Regions from separate parts of the Homo sapiens genome. Here region 1 is linked to region 2. A link is an interaction called in ENCODE POLR2A ChIA-PET data of the cell type or tissue named here. Cell type or tissue: MCF 10A. All regions are shown on one strand. Each heading gives the region's core, and the rest is flanking DNA. Links, peaks and the distances in the headings are about the cores only.

Evidence for each region. ChIA-PET counts read pairs that join two places held together with the same protein. Peaks named below come from ENCODE experiments on the same cell type or tissue, not always from the same donor. Only the 100,000 strongest peaks of a DNase experiment are listed, where the experiment ranks them.
Region 1: POLR2A ChIA-PET joins it to region 2 with 14 read pairs; 3 of 35 experiments call an interaction of 5 or more read pairs at or near these places.

The regions. Positions count from the first base shown.
Region 1 is chr5:141,520,228-141,525,269 of GRCh38, reverse strand. DIAPH1 (diaphanous related formin 1) reads left to right here. Exons shown (of 28, transcript NM_005219.5): 27 at 1,041-1,127. LOC124901091 (a long non-coding RNA gene) reads right to left here. Exons shown (of 2, transcript XR_007058971.1): 2 at 4,634-5,042. Among named protein-coding and RNA genes, the nearest start is that of PCDHGC5, 34 kb to the right of the region's middle. RefSeq lists an enhancer at 3,754-4,048. In MCF 10A, for the core only: no CTCF peak of the experiment used is centred there; a DNase peak (open chromatin) is centred at 3,879.
Region 2 is chr5:141,219,516-141,227,831 of GRCh38, reverse strand. It overlaps PCDHB14 (protocadherin beta 14), which reads right to left and starts at 4,489. Exons shown (of 1, transcript NM_018934.4): 1 at 73-4,489. The coding sequence starts at 4,326. The coding sequence ends at 1,930. It also overlaps PCDHB@. In MCF 10A, for the core only: a CTCF peak has its summit at 4,549 (motif pointing left); a DNase peak (open chromatin) is centred at 4,521.

The DNA of each region.
Region 1 (5,042 bases), core at 2,343-4,842, 300 kb before region 2:
AGCTGCTGAGTTTGTTAGGAATCAGTATTTTACAGAGCACAGGCACAAGGGCTGCTCTGATACCTCTTGCTACCAGGGACTTTTTATACTTTTCTGTAAAGCAATTTCCTTGCCCTTAGTTGTAAGCCACAACTTCGTAATGCTATTAAAGCCCACACCAAGTATCCTTCACCTTCCCCTGGGACTCCAGGGTTTGTCCCCAGGTACTGGCTAGGATGCAGTGGGGGAAGGTGGAGTCCCGCTGACATGTGGGATGAGGGCTGCACACGGTCAACAGGTGGCGTAATGGACCTTGCCCAGTTTCCAGTACCCGGGTCAAGCAAATGAGGGTGGAATGTAGGTCAGCTGCACTGGTGATGCTCAGCCAGCAGGTGGCGCTGGGAGCAGTGAGCCCCAGCCTTGGATCTGGCAGCCTATGGACTTTTTGGGATTTCACAGTTTCAGATTTCACTATCCTAAGCTGTTGTCATGGAAACCGAGCCAGGCTAGAACAAGGATTCTACATTAACTCTTTGTATTCCAGCCAGGCTGCTCCTCTTAGATGCAGAGGACTTAGACATCAGGAAGACTTAGCCACTGGAGGCAGTACTTCAGGAAAGTGCACTCTTTGATCAGTGGTCTTTCCTCGGCCCTGCTCTGAAACCTAACCAGGCAAAACACTTTAGGATAAAAGGGAGTGATATAGTTGCTTAGTAATTTCACAATCGTAGTCTCTACTTATCCTGGTCTTGGAGTTGGGCAGTTGTATAATTTTGTTGCTAGTCCTGATTGGGGTGGGGAGGATGGCATTGCGGGAAAATATCCCAAGGTCTGCATTGGATAATAGGCAATGAGATCTTTTGTTTTAACCATTTTTTAGCAGATACAAGTAAACATGAGCGTGTGAGACTTAAGGCTGAGCTCTCTTTGCCTCTTCTTAGCTGCCAGCTGCTGTGGGAGAGGGGAAATCAAGCAATAGCCATTCATTTTGTGTGGGGCTTGATATTTGCCATGCTGCTCTGGCTGAAGAGTTCACATCTCCATCTTGTTCTTTATAACAGAGGGCGATGAGACAGGTGTGATGGACAGTCTTCTAGAAGCCCTGCAGTCAGGGGCAGCATTCCGACGGAAGAGAGGGCCCCGTCAAGGTAAGTAAGCACATGGAGCTCATCCTGGGTGTCGAAGGGGGTGAGGGCTCTCTACTCCTGCCAGTCTGCGGCTAAAGAGCAAATAATGATGCTCTAAGCATCTTTTTAGTCCCTGCATCCAGAACGGATTATCTAGTCCTCTTCTTCCCATGTTACAGAGTAGCGACTTAGAAAACTGGGGTTTAAGGGACTGGCAATAAATCAGTTACATTGGATTATGCCGCATTTCTCCCCACTCTTGAAGCAGATATTTGGAACAAAGGAACTGAGCTGCAGGACCCAGGGATTTGAGTTGGCATTTGTGTGTATGAACAAAAGTTGATCTAAATACAAAATGTATATTAGATATAGATTGAAATTCAAAGAAAAAATAAGTCAGAGTCCTTACTCTGGACTTCACAAGCAGAAGACATACGTAGAGAGAACTAATAATAGAAAGTATAAAATTTTGTAGACAGGTTTAGGCATCATTATTCCCAGATAGAAAAATATAGAGGAGCATCTCAGTTGAAGGATTATGCCGTGTCTGAAAACTACCTTTTCCTTGAGTGCAGTTAGCCTCTATTGCCCTTGCCTTCCCCATCACTGCCCTGCAATCTCCTTTCATGTCCTTTGGAAGATCTAAGTGGATTACATTGAGCTAGAGATTCTAAAAAGAATTATGGAGCTAGGACAAGTGATCCAGGCATTAGTATGGGAAAAGATTAATGAATAAGTTCCCTTTCAGGGAAGCTTACAGTGGCCAAGAGACTAATTCAAAGGAAGGTATAGGCAAGTCTGCCCCTCATGTGGAGTTGACCTGCACTATCGTGTCTAGTGAAGGTCTTTTGAGGCTAGGAGTGGTGGCTTCTTTACTAATTTGAAGAGTGGGAATTACAAAAAAAGGCATCATTAGAGGTTTCTACTTCAGAGGGACTTAAATCTATGTTCCCTGTTTCCTGGCTGTTGCATTGTGTAGGCCCATTTGATAGTTATACTTTGAGATTATTGTAAACAGAAGGAGTTAACACAGCTTGCTTTGGCCAGTGCTTAGCTATTAATACAGTGGTATCTGTAGGGCCTGTAGTACCTGCCACAGCCTGGAAAGGGGGACCTTAGAGCATGCTAGCCTATGTAAACTCAGTATTCTGGCCCAACAACAGCCATCACTGTGAGTTTCATCTGTAATGGCTGGCTGCCCATTTCTACCTATACTCTGAATAACCAGAGTGATACTCCCTTCTGAGGGTTCTCTTGTATGACTTCAGAATGTTCCCCAAACTGAAAGCTCCCGAGTCAAAGTTCTTACCCATTTTCTGGCATTCTCTGAGTACAGGCTTTCTAAAGCGTGGGGAGAAGTGGATATGAAGAGCTGAGTACTCTCTGGGCTCGAGCATTTAGTCTTATAGATAGGTGTTTGCAAGGAGAGTACAGCTAGAGGTACTATTACTCCTGTATTTTGTCTTTATAGGTTCTTACAACATTATTTCCTACTGACCACACAAGGTGATGTGGCCTTAACATTAAGCATTTCTAGCCTTACAAAAATACATTGCATCTTATTGTTTTTTTTTTTTTTTTTTTTGACCCCGTCGGCTAAGTGCCTGCATCAGAATTTTGGTGGGGAATTCCCTTTTAAGCCTCTTCCTGTGGAACTATACTAGAATCCCAGATGCTTCCTGTCCACAGGTAGCCAGACATCAGTGGCTTCCCTCTGCTGGGGAAGCCCCATTCTTCACTTCTTTCCAAGTAGAAAATCAGAACTCACAGGTGGAGGAAGGAGGAATTTTGTTGGAAACTAACCTTCCAGCAGAGGACCTGAATTAGTCAAAGTACTCTCTCCCATGCAAGAGGGAATAGGAGGAGACTTATACTAGGAGATACTAAATTGGAAAGTAGGTGAAATGACAATTACATATATTTTAAGTGGCTCTAGCCTATAAGCTTATCTTTCTAGGCTCTGGGTCCACTAAATACACTTGAATATATCTGGGAGAATCTCAAGGGAGACATTTGTAGTTATTCTGGTAACTCTTTAGACCCTGGTGCATTCACATCATGTAAAGTGATGTGATGCGGTCTCACATTAAACAGGAGGATAGCCATCAGAGTAGATTACAAAGAACACAGGGCTAGGTAGGGATCAAAAGACCTAAAGTCACATCTAGTTCTGATGCTGTCTGTGTTATCCTAAGCAAGTCACTTAATGTTTCTGGGACTCAGTTCCTCAGGTATAAAATGAGAGTTGGACTAGAATGAATGGTCTGCAGGGTCCCTTCCAGCTCTAATATTTTTTTTGTGCAGTGACAACAGGATTAAGAGGAGAGAGAGGCTGGACTTAGATGGCCCCATTCTCAAAATACAAAGGCTCCACTGGCTATAGGTTTCTCTATGCAGCTACTGAATTTGGCTGTTCCACCCCTTGCCTGGCTGTCTCTGACTATTCCTCTTGGCTGATTGCTTTGAGCTAAAAAAACAGAGGCACTGTGGAACATATCTGCCTCATAGCCCTCCTTTTTTCCAGAGAGGCAGCTGTCCCTATTCAAAGACACTAGCTTTTTCCCTAGAATTTAAAGGAATGTTAAATTCTTCCGGTCTCTGGAGACCTGGGGGAGTGACCAGTATACAAAGACTCATTGAGGAGTTGGAAGAGGAGAGTTACTATCAGGCTTGGTTCATTAAAAGCAACATGTAAACTCCTGTGATCCGCAGGGTGTGGGAGAACAATGGTTGGAGTGTCAAGGGGAAGAATCCATGTGATTGTATTACAGCTGCTATTTCAGGCCCATGATTGAGTCAGCTTGTGGTTTTAATGACTCAACTTTATCTCCATGTCTGAATTGTGGCCTCTTGTATACAAGTCATTTGCTCACTGGGATAAAAGCCAAGGGAAGAAAGAAATTCAACTCTTCCTTTCCTTCCCTCTACCATTTCCCAGCTTCCCTATAAGCTCCATCCATCTAACAGAACCATAGAGTTGGAAAGACTCTAAAGACTTCCAGTGATTAGTATCTAACCTTCTCATAGGGAAAGGGATTAAAACCAGATAAGGTGACTAACACGGTGAAACTCTGTCTCTACCAAAAATACAAAAAATTAGCCGGGCGTGGTGGCAGGCACCTGTAGTCCCAGCTACTCAGGAGGCTGAGGCAGGAGAATGGCATGAACCCAGGAGGCGGAGCTTGCAGTGAGCCGAGATTGCGCCACTGCACTTCAGCCTGGGTGACAGAATGAGACTCCATCTCAAAAAAATAAAAATAAAAAACAGATAAAGTCTTGCCCAGGTCTACATGGCTAATGACAGAGCACTGTAGCCCACTTTTGTGACTCCAAGTCCAGGCCTGTTTCCCCTCAGCCTGCGTGATTGAACAGGAGACAGCAGTGAACCCACAGTATGGGCCGGAAATATTCTTTCATACCTTCCAGCAAGGAGAGTCGGACATAATGACATTGCTTCAGGAAGGTGCTCTCATGACCACCTGTGTTAGTCTATTTTGTATTATTATAAAGAAATACTGGAGACTGGGTAATTTATAAAGAAAAGGGGTTTATTTGGCTGACAGTTCTGCAGACTGTAGAGAAAGCATGGCGCCAGCATCTGCTGTTGAGGCCTCAGGAAGCTTCCAATCAAGGGGGGAGAAGGTGTATCACAAGGCGGAAGTGGGAGCTAGAGAGATGCCAGGCTCTTTTAAACAACCAGTGCTTGTATGAGCTCATTACTGTGGGGAGGGCACCAAGCCACTCATAAGGGATCCACCCCATGACCCAAGTGCCTCCCACTAGGCCCCACCTCCAACATTGTAGTCCACATTTCAGCATGAGGTTTGGAGGGGTCATACATCCAAACCATATCACCTCCTATCTAGAGAAGGTTGCTAAGAATATTTCCTGTACCACTGCTTATTCTCCCCCCTACTTTTGTAAATAGGACAAGAA
Region 2 (8,316 bases), core at 3,479-5,978:
TTTTACATTAGCAGTGACTTAAGAGCACAGTTTTGCCTCTTATGACTCTGAGGGAAAAAGGGGACCCAAATATTCTTTTCAGGATTTTATTGTTTAAATGTCAATTTTAAGAAATCCACACAACAAATAACTACTTGTTACAACGAAAAATAAAATCAGTGATAATTGCATAAAGTAGAGGGAAGAAATCTAAGGAAACTGGAATTTGTTTCACCTATTTCACAATGGCAAGTGAAATTCCATTTTACTACATCATCTGGTCTATAATAGTATTTAATCTTGTAAGAGCAATTTCAAAATGTATATGTACACCAGCCCTATATCCATACTACATTCCAGTTATCAAAATCTCTATCTATAATCTTCTATAGAACTTTCTTTTAGAGCTGAGATATAATATGTTACATGATGAGGCAACTATAAACCATAAATGCCTACCCATTCCTTCTTTGTAGGCATCTGAGAGAGGCCACAAAGTGTTAATGATGTTTTATATTTACTCAATAATTAATAGGAAAGTGAAACTAAATCATTTCTTTAACAGTTTGAATCTTCATTTCAATTTCTTATGAAGTTCTTGCTTTGTACTCATCTGATGGAAGGCTATTTTACCCAGGATAAGACCCTAAATTATTTTCTGCTTTAGTAATAAACAACACAAAATTTAAGCTAGTAAACACGGTGTATTTAAAGAAAACTAGGCCAGACGTAATGGCTCATGCCTGTAATCCTAGCACGTTGGGAGGCCAAAGCAGGTGGATCACTTGAGTTCAGGAGTTCGAGACTAGCCTGGGCCACATGGCAAAACTCCATCTCTACCACATATACAAAAATTTAGCTAGGCATCGTGGCGGGTGCCTGTAGTTTGAGCTATTTAATAGGCCGAAGCAGGAGGATTGCCTGAGCCCAGGATGTCGAGGCTGCAGTGAGCCAAGATCCTGCCACTACTCTCTAGCCTGGACAACAAAGTGAGACTTTGTCTCAAAAAACAAAAACAAAAAACTAGCTAAGGCGGGCAGATCGCTTGAGCCAAGGAGTTCCAGACCAGACTGGGAAACATGGCAAGATTCCATCTGTACAAAAAAAATACAAAAGAATTAGCCAGGCCGTAGTGGCCTGTGCTGGTGATCCAGCTACTCAGGAGGCTGAGGCAGGAGAATCACCTGAACCCAGGAAGTCAAGGCGGCAGTGAGCCATGATGGTGCCACTGCATTCCAGCCAGGTCAATGGAATGAGACCCTGTCTCAAAAAACATAAATAAATAGAATTAAATTAAGAAAACCAAAGAGTGACAGCAAAGCCCAGAGCATTATAAGACTCTTCCTCCACAACAGGATTATCAACAAAAGCAGTTACAGAAAAAATTACTTAAGAAATTAATAATTTCCAATGTGACCACTTAAGTTTCATCATAAAGTAAATATTTGAAAAACTAATAAGGTTCTCCAGAACTGAAAATGGAGGGATAGCATCTTTGTTACCCTTTCTAAAGAACATTTTCAGAGAGAATAGTGGGATAAACGCACTACATTTTCGACCCAGATTCAGCAACGCTTTTTATTTTTATTTTATGCTTTGATGGTGTCTAGATTTAAGTTACATATATAATGACATTAGCTCTTAATACTTTAGTTTGCATATCCAAATAATTGAGAATATGGTCTTGCATAATACCATTATCACAGCAAAAATAGCAATAACTCCATTAATATAACATTTTGGCCAAATAAATGAAAAACCAGAAAACACAGATTACATTTCCACGTCATTATAGCCACTAATAAAGATTTTTAAAGAAACTGTGAGAAAAACAAGAGCTATAATCATGCATGCAACTACAGTACAACCAAGAATCCACAAAAGATTATGCAAAAAGTACCATCAGCTTGCCAAGAATAACCAAAAATTAGACATTTAAAATAAATTGTTTTATTGAATGTTAAGTCCAAAGCTATTTCGAAAGTTCTCGATTTCCCCCATATTCCTACCAGTGTCATGAACTTGAAAATTGGGGATAATCGGCTTCAGAAATTTGAACTCATTTGTCCCGGAACCTCCTGTCAGACACACCTCGTATTGGTAGCTCTGGGACAGGGTCCCGGTGCCGCTCACGTCCACCAGATGCCCTGGAAAGGGACCCTCGGGCACCGAGCAGCGACCCACCGAGGCCGCCCTGCTCCTCCTGCACAGCCGCACCGCCACGAACAGGAGCACCGAGAAGAGGAAGAGCGACGACACCGAGGCCAATGCCACCACCAGGTAGACGGTGAGGGAGTCGGCCTGGGCCTGGGCCGGGGCCGCCTCAGGGAGCGGCAGGTAGGGCTGGGAGAAGCCGTCCACCAGGAGCACGTGCAGCGTGGCGGTGGCCGAGCGAGGAGGCTCGCCATTGTCCTTGACCAGCACCACCAGCCTGTGCTTGGCCGCGTCGCGCTCGCTCAGCAGCCTGGCGGTGCGCACCTCGCCATTGTGCGCCCACACGCCGAACAGCCCGGGCTCCGTGGCCTTGAGCAGCTGGTACGACAGCCAGGCGTTCTGGCCCGAGTCGCCGTCCACCGCCACCACCTTGGTCACCAGGTAGCCCGGCTCGGCCGCCCGGGGCACCAGCTCGGTGCAGGGCGCGGAGCCGTTCTGCAGCGGGTACAGCACGAAGGGCGAGTTGTCGTTGGCGTCCAGCACCAGCACGCGCACCAGCGCCTCGCTGCTCAACGCCGGGGACCCGCGGTCTGTGGCGCCCACGCGAAACTCGAACTCCTGTAGGGCCTCGTAGTCCAGCGACCTGAGGGCAAACAGGTGGCCATTGTCCGCGTTGATGGAGACCAAGGAGGCGAGGGGCAGGTGCCGGTCCTGGGGCGGCAGCAGCGAGTAGTTGACCTGGGCGTTGGTGCCTGAGTCTCTGTCTGTGGCGCTGACGCTGCCGATGTGCAGGGCGGGGCTGTTGTTCTCGCGGACGAACAGGGTGTAGGAGGTTTGGGTGAAGGTGGGGGCGTTGTCATTGACGTCAGAGAGCAGCACGGTTATGTTGTACTCGGTTTTCAGCCTGGGTGTCCCCAAGTCTGTGACGGTGATCGTGATGTTGTACTCGGCTTGGCTCTCTCTGTCCAGTGCTTTTTCAGAAACTAGAGTGAAAAAGTTCTTGAAGGTCGGTTTCAGGAAAAAAGGGAGGTTATCTTGAATAGAGCAAATCATCCTCCCATTGTCTCCAGAGTCTTGGTCTAGGATACTAAAAAGAGCTACTAGGGTCTCTGAGGCATTCTCTGGAATTCTCTTTGTAATCGACGATATGGTCACTTCTGGTGGGTTGTCGTTTATATCCATAACTTTAACTAGAAGGGTGCATTTTCCTGAAAGACCCCCACCATCTGTTGCCTGAATATTTATAGTGTAGGACTGTATTACTTCAAAATCCAGGGGTGATCTCAAATTAACTTCCCCAGATATTGGATTAATTTCAAATGTTTTACGAATATCTTCTGATGCATGGAAAAATGTGTAAGATATTTTTCCATAGTTTCCTGCATCCAGATCCTTAGCTGAGATGGTGGCAATCCAGGAGCCAAGGGGTCTGTCCTCGGGGACTTGCACCTCATAGAGACTCTGAGGAAACTCAGGGGCATTATCATTGATGTCCAACACCTTGATGAGAACCAAAGTTGTCCCAGACTTGGGCGGGGATCCACCATCCACTGCTGTGAGTGTTAATCTGAGTTCAGCTTCCTGTTCATAATCTAAAGCTCTATCTAGGACCAGCTCTGGGTATATCTTTCTGTCACTACTGTCGGGAATTTTAATGTAGAAGTGAGAATTGGGGCTAATTGTGTAGTTTTGGAGACTGTTGCTTCCGACATCCAAATCTTGAGCACTCTCCATTAGAAAGGTAGCTCCAACAGTGGTACCTTCTGATATTTTAATAAGTATTTCCTTGTCTAGAAATGTAGGGGAGTGATCATTTATGTCTTTGACACACAGCTCAAACCGAAAAAACTGTAAAGGGTTTTCCAAAACCACCTGAAAATGCAGCACACAGGGCTCGGTGGAGCCACACAGCTCGTCTCGGTCTAGTTTCTCATTTAGGAGCAAATTCCCAGTCAGCAAATCAAGGTGCAAATACTTTTTATTATCATCAGACACTACCCGGGCTTCACGTGAAGACAGCTCCTCCACCCCCAGCCCTAGGTCCCTCGCTAGATTAGCCACAAAAGAGCCAATTTCTGTTTCCTCTGCCACAGAATAGTGTGCAGATTCAGTACCTGCCCGAGACAATCCCAGCAAAACAAGGAATATTAGAACTTGCCTTTTTCGCAGATCGAGTGCCCCTCTGATCTCCATGGTTCCTTTAGGCAATCTCTTGTGGAAAAACTGAAGCTCAGCCGTAATTTTGGAAGCTGAAGCTCTGGTTTTTAACAGGAACCCCCTGGAGAGTGTATCCTCCAGCAGCTCTGTAGGCGAAGCTCCTTTAATGCCTGTCTTTTCAGTGGGTTGGATGCTTTCTGTTCTCCTGAATAGCGAAGCTCACCGTGCCAGCCTATGTACTGTTTTCGTCTTATCCTGTAGCGCCACCATGTGTCTCCATGTTTTTTTTTTCATTAAAAAAGTTTTCCTCTTTGAAAAAGTAATTCATAAATACATCCGGAACATTCGAAACAAATCCCAGACATCATTTTTTTTCCTTTAAATACTTCACTAAGTATTTTTAATAGGTAAGGCCTTCTAAAAGATAATTGTAATAAAACGTTCACAATCAACAACTTGAGCAATAATTCCTTGGTGTAATTTATACTGCATTTGGTTTTCCCCAGTTCTCTCCAAAATGTCCTTTGCTGTTGGTTTGTTTGAATTTGAATCCAGAAAAGTCCATACACTGCATTATCACTGTTTTGAATGCTCGGCACTAAAGGATCTGTTAAAATATTCTGAACTGAAGAAATAATTTTTTATTTAAGTCATTTCTCGAGTAATTACAAATATATTATCTCCTTCACTCTTGTAAATACTTGTTGTCAGCTATAGTTGGTAATATCATTACTTTTTTCACTTTTATATTTTAAAAATATAAAGAAGGACATGGCACAAATAAGTTAGAGATAATTCTTGCTCTTACAGAGCTCACAAGCTAGAAAAATTGGCAGACAAGTAAACGAAGTATGTCATAATGTATGCATTTATAAAAAGTAATATAGAAATACCTAGAAAAGACTTCTTGTACCTAGGAGGCTGCATACCTTAGTGCTTGGGAATATGGGATCTGGAACCAAATTATCAATATTAGAATCCTGGTTATGTGACTTACTATCTATAAGCTTGGGCAAGTTATAGATACCTTTGTTTCCTCACCTGTAAAATGGGGTAATAATATTTGTCTCCTATGATTATTATCGTAGGCATCTAATGAATTAATATTTACAAAGTGGTTTGTAAGTGCTGGTTAAGTGTCTGTCAAAAATAAAATAATTAAGATCAAAGTCGGACTTGGGACATCAGTGAAAGCTTTCCTGAGGTAATGAAAAATACATTGTGATCTGAAGGAACTAGCCAGGAGAAGGAGGAATATTTCAGATGGGCATTTTGAGGAACACAGAGAAATGAAGTATGCCTTGGACTTTAAAAACTATGGAAGGGGAGGGTCTAACAATGAAATTAGGGTTAAAAGCATGGTGAGAACATGAATCATTATACAGGTCATATCATGCATTCTTGAATTTATCCTAAAGGTAATTCAAGTACAAAGATGGGTTTTAAATATCTGATTAACATGATTACATCTGCATTTTAAAAAATCAGTTTGGCTGCAGTATGGAGAATTAATTTCAGGGGGAGTGACTGGAGAATCAAGGAGATCAGATAAGAGATGATGATCTGGATGAGGATAATGCCAGTGTGGATGGAGAGAAGAGGGATGAATAGAAAGGTATGAGGAGATGAAATGTTTTCAACTGTTGGTTGATAGGTTGCATGGGGAGAAAAATGGGAAAGACTCAGAGATGATATCACACCTCTGGACTGGGCATCTGGATGACTAGTGGTGTCATTCACTAGGACAGGGAATGCTAAAAAAAAACATGATTGGGGTGGAAAAAGATGAAGTGTTCAGTTTTGAACATGCTGATATTGAGGTAAGTGCCTGTAGGATGTGTGTTTGCGTGGTGGTGGGGTGTGTGTGTGTGTGTTTGCATATAACCAAAGCATAGGAAATAAATCTGAGCTGGCAATATGAACTGTGGTGTGTATATATGTATATATATAGAGAGAGACAGAGAGAGACAGAGAGAGAGAGCATATATATAGCATATATATAGAGAGAGAGCATATATATAGCATATATACAGAGAGCATATATATAGCATATATATATATATAGCATTCATGGTTTCAATCACCATATATATATATATATATATATATATACACACCATGAATGCTCTAGGATAACCAAGCAAAAGTGTGTCAAATAAGTATAAAAGAGGCTTGGCACAGAACTCTGAGAAACATCTTCATTTAGAGGAGACAGGGCAAGAAGTATATTTGAAAAGATAAAGAAGGCTCAGAGTTCAAAATCATGAAATCAAAAGCAAATAGCATTTTAAGGAGATAAGGAAGATCAATGGCTGCAAATGCTTCAGAAAAATCAAGAAAAATAAGTATGACAATTATCCAGTGGGCTTAAAAAGATGGTCATTGTGGAGGATTCTGATAGATGTCTGACAAAATCTGTTTTCCTTTGCTTCTATAGTAATAGAACTGTGCCCAGGTATGTGGCCATGAAGGTAGATTGCCCATCCCAGCCTCCCTTGTATTTGAGTGTGGCCAAGTGAATTAAGTTCTCACAGATGGATTGTGAGCAGAATTTCTGTCTTCCCCTTCCAGTTATAGAACAGAAATCATCTGGATATGCCTCTTTCTTCCAAGCGAGCTAGAACCCAGATGTGACAGTGACCCAGCTACAGCCATGCAGATTATATTGCCATAGGGAATGTTGAAGAAATTACTTGAAAGAAAATTTGGTTTCAGAAGGACTGTGAGGATGAAAGCTGCCCTACCTACCTAATAATTTTTACATTGGTACTGTCATGTGAAAAAGAGAGACATGTTTACAAGCCACTGTGTCATTGCATCACATTGGTTCCACAGTATAATCTTAACTTATATGGAAATCTTTGATAACATTTGCAATAGCAGTTTCAGTAGAATGGTTGTGATGAAAATTAGATTGTACTTCGGTGCAAAGTGAGGCGGATGAGGAAGCAAAAATGAGGTAAACCGCTCTTTCAACAATTTTTTTTTTGAGACAGGGTCTCAGTCTGTCACCCAGGCTCACTGGCTCACTGCATCCAGGCTCTCAAGAAATTTGTAAAGAATGAAAAGGCTGTAAAAGGAATAAGAAATACATTGGTATCTGGAGAAGAATTCAGACTCAGAGAGTATTTTAAAGACTAGAGAAACTTGAATATATTTAAAATGCCAATGTGTAATGTTCAGTAGGGAAGGAGAAAATTAAGATACAGAAGGGATAATGCAAGTCCCCTAGAAAGGTTGTTAAAGATGGGATCCAGGCAATGTATGAAGTGTTTGGATTTAGACCAGTGGGACGGACCTCAGCAGGTGAAAAGTATAGATACAGATGCTGTTAAAGCTGTGGAGTAGGGGACAGGAAAATGAATTTCTAGCTGATGGATTCTATTTTCTCAATAAGGTATCAGGCAAGTTCATCGGATAAAAGGGGGTATCTAAGTGGTAGGGTAAGAAGTTTAAAGTAAGATACGTAGGTTTAAAATAGTTGTTGTGGAGCGTAGAAGAGAAAGCTCGTTAGAAAAATTATAAAAGGAGTTCTTGGTCTCAGAAGCCCAATTAGGTTTGAATATTATACATTTATAGTGGCAGTGGTATTGCTAATTTTGTAAGTTTGGTCTTATAGAGTGCAGCACCCCATGTGTAAGAGAGGAGGAGGACTATATTCATCTGGGCTGGAGTTTCATCAGGTGGTTTTAGTGAAGGAAAATTGAACAAGGGAATTGAGAATATGGGCATGAGAGCAACTGGGAGTGGTAAACCAGGAAATCAGCTGAATAGGAAGGAAATTAAAACAGGAGCGTTTGATAGGTAGTAACAGCACCATGGAATGGAGCTCTGATAAGGTCAAAGACAAGATGTGATAGAAACAGCAGAATGAGAAGGTTATAGGCATAGACAATTGTGCACTCAGAGGGAGATAGCTGAAATTATTATATCATAGAACAGTTTCTTGGTGGGGAAAAAGTACAATATGTAGCCAGGGCATTAATGACTGAAAAACAGGAGTAGAGGTAAAGACTTAGGGACTGA